Regions from separate parts of the Homo sapiens genome. Here region 2 is linked to region 1. Evidence: chromatin contacts called from ENCODE Hi-C or POLR2A ChIA-PET data. All regions are on one chromosome and are shown on one strand. Each heading gives the region's core, a stretch centred on a gene start or an enhancer-like site at or near the end of the contact. The rest is flanking DNA. Distances are from core to core; before and after follow the strand shown. Region 1 overlaps ALDH5A1 (aldehyde dehydrogenase 5 family member A1). Region 2 holds the start of H4C2 (H4 clustered histone 2).

The links. Hi-C counts contacts between places; a loop is a spot of excess contacts on that map. ChIA-PET counts read pairs that join two places held with the same protein, here RNA polymerase II (POLR2A).
Region 2: a map of OCI-LY7 shows a loop between it and region 1 (6-fold over the local background). The contact joins the promoter of H4C2 here to the enhancer-like site in region 1. A Hi-C loop is called at or near these places in 1 of 168 maps with a recorded cell type or tissue (OCI-LY7). POLR2A ChIA-PET finds 5 or more read pairs at or near these places in 1 of 52 experiments (OCI-LY7).

Annotation. Positions count from the first base shown.
Region 1 is chr6:24,515,032-24,519,745 of GRCh38, reverse strand. ALDH5A1 (aldehyde dehydrogenase 5 family member A1) reads right to left here. Exons shown (of 10, transcript NM_001080.3): 5 at 4,436-4,579. Among named protein-coding and RNA genes, the nearest start is that of ALDH5A1, 22 kb to the right of the region's middle. RefSeq lists enhancers at 1,510-1,709, 2,220-2,269. Within about 2 kb of position 2,010, at least 3 of the 41 ENCODE cell types and tissues checked have a DNase peak (open chromatin) inside an H3K27ac peak, as active enhancers do; they include OCI-LY7, where a contact is called at or near this core.
Region 2 is chr6:26,025,117-26,029,830 of GRCh38, reverse strand. H4C2 (H4 clustered histone 2) reads left to right here and starts at 2,548. Exons shown (of 1, transcript NM_003544.3): 1 at 2,548-2,935. The coding sequence starts at 2,579. The coding sequence ends at 2,890. RefSeq lists enhancers at 723-1,308, 1,309-1,893, 1,894-2,479, 2,456-2,775, 2,796-2,855 and 2 more.

The DNA.
Region 1 (4,714 bases), core at 761-3,260:
TAATTATATAATTATACCGTTTCGTAACCTGCTTTATCTTCCCAATGAATCACATATTTGGGACGTCTATCTTAAAATTTTCATAACCCTTTATATCTTGCTCCTTTAATGTAACACTCTAATGTGAAGATCCTCTTGTGTCAGCACATATGTTTCTAGAACTTTATTTATTATTATTATTGAGATGGAGTCTCGCTCTGTTGCCCAGGCTGTAGTGCAGTGGCGCAATCTCCAGTTACTGCAACCTCCACCTTCTGGGTTCAAGCAATTCTTCAGCCTCAGCCTCTTGAGTAGCTGGCATTACAGACATGTGCCACCACACCTGGCTAATTTTTGTATTTTTAGTAGAGATGGGGTTTCGTCATGTTGGCCAGGCTGGTCTTGAACTCCTGACCTCAAGTGATCTGTCTGCCTCAGCCTCCCAAAGTGCTGGGATTACAGGTGTGAGCCACTGTGCCCGGCCTAGAACATTCCTTTAGATGCTTGCATAGTATTCCACTGCATGGCTCTTCTGTAATTTATTTATTCAGGCCCCATCTGTTGGACATTTAGGTTGTTTCCATCCTTGCCATTAAAAAAACGCTGTGGATCGCGCCACTGCACTCCAGCCTGGGCTACAGAGCGAGACTCCATCTCAAAAACAAAACAAAACAAAAGACAAAAACACTGTGATGATTCTGTCAGGATGAACATGTAGAATTGCTAGCTCAATGTATAATCATAAGGCTTTTGGTACCTATAGCTATTATAGTTTAAATATCCAGTAAGAGATTTCATAGCCTAAGAAGCTGCTTAGGGATGTTTAAATGCTTTATTAAGGATAGTAGGTCTTTGTCTAGTCATGGCTGCAGGAAAGATGGGACCACACTTGAGATAGTTCGAGTGAAACAGACGGTGTTCGCAAGCCCAAGGTGGCTCTAGGATTGCCCCCCAAGTGTTGTACATTCTGAGGTCATGAGTTTTGTGACACGGTTCTTGGTAAAAACACAGAATGGCTGGAAAGCTAGGCCTGTGTGGGTACTGTGTATGTGTCTGTATGTTAATATTCCAGCAATCAAATGGTAGTAACAATCTTCTCTGAAACATTACTGTTCAACAAAGTAGTTCAAGTTTTAAGACTAAACATATTTCTTTATCGGACGCAACATAACTATTTAAACTTTTTTTATGTTTTTATTTAAAAATTTTTAAGAAACGTCATTGACTTTTCCTGGATTTGCTTCAGTGCAAAAATGATTCTCACTGTTGGGTCACTCCATTTTGCCTCCACCTGGCCTTGAGCACAGGTCCTGTCTCTGGTGTCTGTCCCTCCACCTGCACTGGCTCTGTGTCCTCTGACAGTGTCCTCTCCCCACTCAGTCTCTGCTTCTCCAGGAAGGCGGCTTGCCCTGGCCACTGGGTATAGTGTAAACTCCTGTCATGTCTTAATGAATCTTTTCCCAGCTCCAGTTCCCATGGGCTGACCTCCTCAGGGCCTCAGCTTCCAAAGACAGCATGTGATTGGCCCAGCCTACCTTTCTTTCTTTTTCTTTTTTTGAGTTTAGGAGCAGAAGTTTAATAGGCAAAAGAAAGAGAAAGAAACAGAAAGCAAAACAGCTCTCTCTCTTCTCTAGTGAAGGAGAGGGGAATTCCTAGAGGAAAAGGCCCTGACCTAGCCCACCCTTCTATGCCAGGCTACTTGTCCTAGGTCACTGGCCAGCCCACAATTTCTGTTTCGCTCAAGTCAATGACCACTCATGATTCAGTTTTCTGAACAGAGGAAGAGATGAGGTATCATATGCTTTACAACATGGCTGCTGTCCTCTCAGCGGGGTCCTGGGAGGGGTGGCCCCCCTAGAAAGTGGCAAGGGCAGGGCAGGCATGCCTAGAACAGGCTCGCTGTGTATGCCTCAGTTATGAGGCAAGGTTCTCCACCCCAGGACCAGAAGCTCAGCCCCTAATCTCTGAAGACCAGCTCAGCAGAGGTGCTTGCTTAGTTATGCATCAGTTATCCCTTCAGCTATACTTGTCACATTTCCTGTTCAGTCACTAGAGGTGCATCACTGTCCTGGGTCAAGAGGAGCAAAGCTGGACTTGGCAGGGTCATGGCTGATATTTTCCTGGAGCCCTGTTAGATGAGGATAGTTTGCTGAGAAAACTGAGTTGCTGCCCTTCGCCCAGTATCCTGGAAATTTCTCTGGCTTGAATGAGAAGGATTTACAACGCTTTCTCCCAGGCTTCCCTCTTTCTTTCTAACTACTTCGTAGTAACATTTGAATCTTTCTGCGGATAAGTTTGCATTGTAAGACCCACTGATCAGGGGCATAGCAGTTTATGGATCTAAAAATTCCTATTTCTATTATGAATGAATGGTAGGATTCCACAGCACTACTCCCTGAGTATGAGTTTATAGCATGACAAAAGTGATTATGGTTGGGAGACATTAAAAGTACATTATTCCAGCTGGGCACGCTGGCTCACACCTATAATCCCAGCACTTTGGGAGGCCAAGGAGGGAGGATCACTTGAGGCCAGGAGTTCCGGATCAGCCTGGCCAACATGGCGAAACCCCATCTCTACAGAAAATACAAAAATTAGCCAGGCGTAGTGGCACATGCCTGTAATCCTAGCTACTCAAGAATCTGAGCACGAGAATCACTTGAACCCAGGAAGCAGAGGTTACAGTTAGCCAAGATCACGCCACTGCACTCCAGCCTGGGCAACAGGGCAACTGTCTCAAAAAAAAAAAGTTAAATTATTCCCTCCTGCTTCTCATGGTTTCTAAAATGACCATAGATGCACAAAATCTTTGAAATTAGACTTTTTTATTTTTATTATTTTTTGAGGCAGGGTCTCACACCTATTGCCCAGGCTAGAGTGCAGTGACATGATCACAACTCACTGCAGCCTCAACCTCCCAGGCTCAGGTGATCCTCTCACCTCACCCTCCCAAGTAGCTGGGACTACATGTGTGTGCCACTAAGCCCAGCTAATTTTTTTTTTTGTAGAGACAGGGTTTCACCAGGTTGTCTAGGTTGGGCTCAAGTGATCCTCCTGCCTTGGCCTCTCAAAGTGTGAGGATTACAGGTGTGAGCCACCACGCCTGGGCAGATTTATATATTTTATCTGTTATGTGTTTATGGACATGAACAATGTGAGTACAGATACATATATGTGTATATCTAGATATAAACTAGTAGAAAAAAGCACACCATCTGAAGAGAAACACCATAAACAAAAATTTTGTTCCACCTTGATTTTTTCTCTTTTGGACATTTTTTTATTATTTATTTTTTTTAATTTTTAATTTTTTTTTTTTTTTTTTTGAGACAGAGTCTCACTCTGTCGCCCAGGCTGGAGTGCAGTGGTGTGATCTCGGCTCACCTCACTGCAAGCTCCGCCTCCTGGGTTCACACCATTCTCCTGCCTCAGCCTCCTAAGTAGGTGGGACTACAGGCGCCCGCCACCACGCCCAGCTAATTTTTTGTATTTTTAGTAGAGTTGGGGTTTCACCGTGTTAGCCAGGATGGTCTTGATCTCCTGACCTTGTGATCCGCCTGCCTCGGCCTCCCAAAGTGTTGGGATTACAGGTGTGAGCCACCGCGCCCGGCCCTCTTTTGGACATTTAAAAGGATAAATAAACATCTACTTACAGGCATACACATTAAGTTTTTAGCAAAGAACATTTCATCATTTAAGGGAAAAAAAACTCAAAGAAAAAGACCTTTCCATTTCTCTAAGTACTTTTAGACTAAACACATTTTTGTTCAATTCAAAAACATCCATTTCAACATTAATTGTGTGTTTCTGGAATCTCTAACTCTAGATTATTGAAAGAAAGATGCATTCCAGAATTGAAAAAAATACAGTGGAGAACTTTCACCCACTTCATATACAACAAATAATGCAAAAATAATGGGACCCTCGCTGCCCCAATTTCTTTGGTTTTGTCAAGCAGGAACCTATGTCGTGCCACAAAGAACTGTCCAAAATATCCCCAGAGGATGGTCAGATATTACTTTATTCAACCAACAGACCTTTTTTTTGAAACAGAGTCTGCTCTGTCACCCAGTCTGGAGTGCAGTGGCACAATCTTGGCTCACTGCAACCTTCGCCTCCCGGGTTCAAGTGATTCTCATGCCTCAGTCACCTGGGTACCTGGGATTACGGGTGTGCACCACCATGCCTGGTTAATTGTTGTATTTTCTGTGAGGGGGTTTCATCATGTTGGCCAGGCTGGTCTCGAACTCCTGGCCTCAAGTGATCTGCCCACCTCAGCATCCCAAAGTGCTGGAATTACAGGCATGAGCCGCCGTGCTTGGCCTGCGACAGAGCTTTTAACACTCTGCTGGAAATCTTTCCAAAATTGGTGATCAGGATGAAATAGTATTTTTATAACCTATCAAGATAAAATATTAGAAAGACATTTGTTTTCTTTGAAACTTGAGTCACATACCTTTCCTGTAGTTGTTGAACCAGTAAAGGAAATTTTGGACACCAGAGGATCAGTACAAATTGCCTCCCCTACTTCCTTGGCATTCTTTCGAGAACAGGGAATAACATTGTATACACCTGAAGGAATCCCAGCCTGGCTTGCAAGCTATAAAGAGAAACAGCAAACATGTGCCAACAATTTACCAAACTGAAAAAAAAAAAAAAAAAAAGAAAAGAGAAATAAATAGATACTTAACCCAAAAAGTAATGGAAGAAAAATTAAGCTGACACTGGGGACAGA
Region 2 (4,714 bases), core at 1,299-3,798, 1.5 Mb before region 1:
TATTAGAGGAGTAATTAAGGAGAGATTGGAGACAAAAAGGGGGTGTTGTTTGCAGAATATACCATCCAAAAATAGACCACTGTGGGATCAGGATTCTTTTGAGCTAAAGGCACTTCAAAAACAGCATTCAAGAAGGGAATTCTTCTAAACTTTTCTTTCTGAAAACAGGAGATAAAAGTTCCAATGTGAAAAATGCTCTGCTTGTACCAGGTGAAAAGACATATTCTTCAGCCCAGAGGCATAGATGAGATAATTCTGCACAAACACAGCAGGGAGTCATAGCCGAGAGACTTCTATACACAAACAAACCTTGTTAAAATAATCATATATTCCTTTAATCTCCTCATATGGTTTACTTTCCCACAATTGCCTCTCTTTAACTTAATGTGAAAGCATTTAGCTTTTGCCATTTCTTTGGGGCTTCACTTTTTTATGAGGGTTCTCCTGTCCCATAAAATTTACATTAAATACATTTGTATGCTTTCATTCTGCTAATCTGTTTTATGGCAAATGAATTATCAGGTCCAGCTGGAGACCCTAACAGAGTAGAGGTAAAATTTTGCCTCCCTACAAGATAGAGATTGTGTGCATTAAATGTTGTTTGTTCCCAGTTGTTCAGTTTGTCAGGCCTCTGAGCCGAAGCTAAGCCATCATATCCCCTGTGAACTGCACGTATGCCTCTAGATGGCCTGAAGTAACTGAAGAAACACAAAAGAAGTGAAAATGCCCTGTTCCTGCCTTAACTGATGACATTACCTTGTGAAATTCCTTCTCCTGGCTCATCCTGACTCAAAAGCTCCCCCACTGAGCACCTTGTGACCCCCACCCCTGCCAGCCAGAGAACAACCCCCTTTGACTGTAATTTTCCACTATCTACCCAAATCTTATAAAACGGACCCACCCCATCTCCCTTCGCTGACTCTTTTCGGACTCAGCCCGCCTGCACCCAGGTAGAATAAACAGCCTTGTTGCTCACACAAACCCTGTTTGATGGTCTCTTCACACGGACGCGCCTGAAACAGTTTAACAGGGTTTTTCCTGCCCAGTCACAACAAAGTGATGTTATGCTGCAGGCTGAAGTTTACAGCTAATGCTGTTGAAGTCTAAAATCAGTTTTGGTTTGTTAGATTTGGGTGAGATGGCTAAGATTCTCAGAGAAAGAAGTCAAGTTTGGGGTGCATTTTTCAGACTTAAAAATTTAGCAGTAGCCCTTGCAGTTTTTCCAATAGAAGTGATTTAAGAATGTTTTCAGGAAATTTAAAACAACAGTGAGAAGCGTGTATGGAGAGTTGAACTACACTCCAGACTTGGCTATAGGAAAGCACGAATGCTGCTATTGTATTGCACCTTGGAAAAGAGAACAAAGGAATATTTTCGGACAATTTTAACATGTCACATATGAAAAGCTAAACGGAATCTGTCAACACCTTGTACGTTATTACAGGCTGTGATTTTAAAAAAACAATCCTTACTAATACATACATAGTTGCTGCTAGCAATATAGTGTTGGGAGTAAAAACACGAAAATGAGAGTTCAGGACAATATCCCAACTCTGAGCAGATTTTTTTAAGTAGTAACATCTAAAATTAAACCATATTATGTAATATTTATTTCTTTTCCACAGTCTCTTCTCATGCCTCGTTCACATTAGCTAATTAAAAGTCCCCTGAGTATCATCATAACCCGATTTACAGATGAAGGCACGGTTGCAATGAGCTATCACCCTCTTCTGAATGAGACAGTACAGTGTGAAGGATAGCAAAACTCCACTCCCATCCTCTTAGGGCTCTGGCTGGACCAGCAAATTAAATTAATGTAAAATGGATTAACAGGAGAAAGGTATATGCATTTATTTAACACAGGTTTTACGTGACACAGGTGCTCTCATAAGGTAATGAAAGCCCAAAAAAAGCAGTTAGCTACTTATATAATGAATTGGACAATTAGTAAAATGTAAAAATGCGCTAAAGCAAAGGGATTTAGGCTAGAATATATAACTGTGTAGAGAAGCGCCCAGCAAGGGCTAGTGCAAGGTTTGTACAGAATTCTCTTGGCCTCAGCCTCCTATCCTTGAGAAGAATGTTGCTTTTTTTAAACTACAGTGAGAACATCTTTCATATGAGAATTTCACCTACTGCTTCTAAGAAACAGGTCAGCTTTCAAGAAAACATAAGGCCAGAGTGATCTTTTCACGCCTGCTCTTTTAAGTACCTTTGAATAGTCAATATGTCTTCAAGCACTTGAAAGACTTAAAAAGTTTACCACTCCGGCATATTAGTGAAAGCCCTTAATATAAGCCCTTATTAAAATTCTCAGTCGAGGGTATAAATTCAGATTCAAATAGTAGTGTCGTAAACGGGAGGGAAAAACTAAAGGGATTAAAAAGTGAAACTATTGTGTTCTCCCTCGCAGTCCTTAGGTCACTGCCCCTCGAGGGGCGGAGCAAAAAGTGAGGCAGCAACGCCTCCTTATCCTCGCTCCCGCTTTCAGTTCTCAATAAGGTCCGATGTTCGTGTATAAATGCTCGTGGCTTGCTTTCTTTTCGCGTACCTGGTTTTTGTTGTCAGCTGGTTAGACATGTCTGGTCGCGGCAAAGGCGGTAAAGGTTTGGGTAAGGGAGGTGCCAAGCGTCACCGAAAAGTGCTGCGGGATAACATCCAAGGCATCACCAAACCGGCCATTCGGCGCCTTGCTAGGCGTGGTGGGGTTAAGCGAATTTCCGGTTTGATTTATGAGGAGACTCGTGGCGTTCTCAAGGTGTTTCTGGAGAACGTGATCCGGGACGCCGTGACCTACACGGAGCACGCCAAGCGCAAGACTGTCACTGCCATGGATGTGGTTTACGCGCTCAAGCGTCAAGGACGCACTCTGTACGGCTTCGGCGGTTAATCTTTTCGTCAGTTTTCTTCCAATGGCCCTTTTCAGGGCCGCCCACTCCCTCTCAGAAAGAGCTGTGATTGTATTCTTTCGGATGGTAACATCTCAATGGCTTTACTCGGCTATTCTGCCTAGTATGTAGAACTATTATAAACCAGTTGGGAGAGACCAGGTTGTTTGGTCTGAGTGGCTGCTAAAGCAGAAATCAGCTAAGTAAACGAGGTCTCCGAGATAAGTGAGCTATAAACTTCAATGCTATAGTTTTGACATGTCAAGCAACTTAACGTGCAGCGCGAGTCCGATAAATGAGTAGCTCAGCTTTTTAGTTTTAAAAACGAGTTGTGCGTTATTTGTACGAGAGCCTAAGATGCTAGCTGCCTGGAACTGAGTAGGTGGATTAAAATGGGTGTCAGGTCTGTTTTCCCAGGCGTATCTGACTTAACGTCAGCAAAAGCTGTACTTTTAGCTTCCCTGGTAACACCTGCCGTCCTTAACCGCCCCCTGCCGGTAGCGCCAGAAGCCTTTACTTCCATTTCTAGTTGAGCTTGGCGTCCTGCTGAGTGACGTCACCTCCCCCTTCTCTGGAGTAGGACTGGCGGTTAAAGCTGCTTTGCTATTTTCAGTCCTCAGGCTGGAGGCTCCCCTAAGCAGGCTGCCTACGCAGTTCGTAAATTCCCACTTAGTAGACTAAGGGAGTCTGTTTTATAAATAAGGACTCAAATTTCTTCTGACTCCGAGGTCCGTGGCAGCAGCTATAAGATGGAAGCCCCCTCTGATGTAAGATTCTCAGATGACTTGCATCTTCACTGTACCTGTCAACCCAATAGTCTTCTATTCCTGCCTTAAATTGTAAATTCCAAAACTGATTTAATTGTGAAAGTTTCAAACTGTACGACCTAGGAAGTGTCAAAGTTAGGTGACCAGATTTTTAGAAGTCAGCCAAATATTCAGCATCTTTGATTTAGTAACAAATATATTGATGGCTACTTCAGCAAAAAAAATCAACTTTGTTTTCTGGTTACTTTGCTAACAAGCTTCTCCTGACAGGAGGATATAGTGAATAGGCAGTTGAATAAGTGAGTTCGGGTGAGAGGTCTGAGCTGGAGATAAAAATGTGTGAGTCATCAGCAGATAAATAAATGCTGAGACCAGATGAGATGGCTAAAAACTGAAACATAATGTAGTGCAGCATTGTTTGTAATAGTAAATGAGTGGCAACTGTAAAGTTTTCATCAGAAAGGACTAGAGTGATCTATACATCCATAAAATAGAGTATTTCTCTACACAGCCCTACTAAAGAATGAGAAAGCTGTACTCCACTACATACTCTGGTGTACTCTGGCTCAGTTCTTGGACTCCTCTTTTCTTGGCTAACTCAACTGGCCTCACCACTTACATGCTCTGTGCTCTGTCAAATAGTTTGTTCAACAGAACACCACGGCCTAGCTGTAAGTGCCACGTTAACTTCTAGCAATGCCAAAGCCTGTGATAGTGGCAGCTTCGGGCTGTTTCTCATTCCCGGGATGCCTAACCACCTCTCCAAATTCTATCAGTTTGCTTCCACCCACTTCAAGCTTCAGAACGAAACATAGAGCTTAAGAAATATAGGCCCGGCAAGGTGGCTCACGCCTGTAATCCCGGCACTTTGGAAAGCTGAGCCTGGTGGATCACCTGGGGTCAGGGGTTCGAGACCAGCCTGGCCAATATTGTGAAACCCCGTCTCTACTAAAAAAAAAAAAAAAATTAGCTGGGCATGGTTGCGGGCGACTGTAATCCAAGCTACTCGGGAGGGTGAGACAGGAGAATAGCTTGAACTCGGGAGGCAGAAGTTGCAGT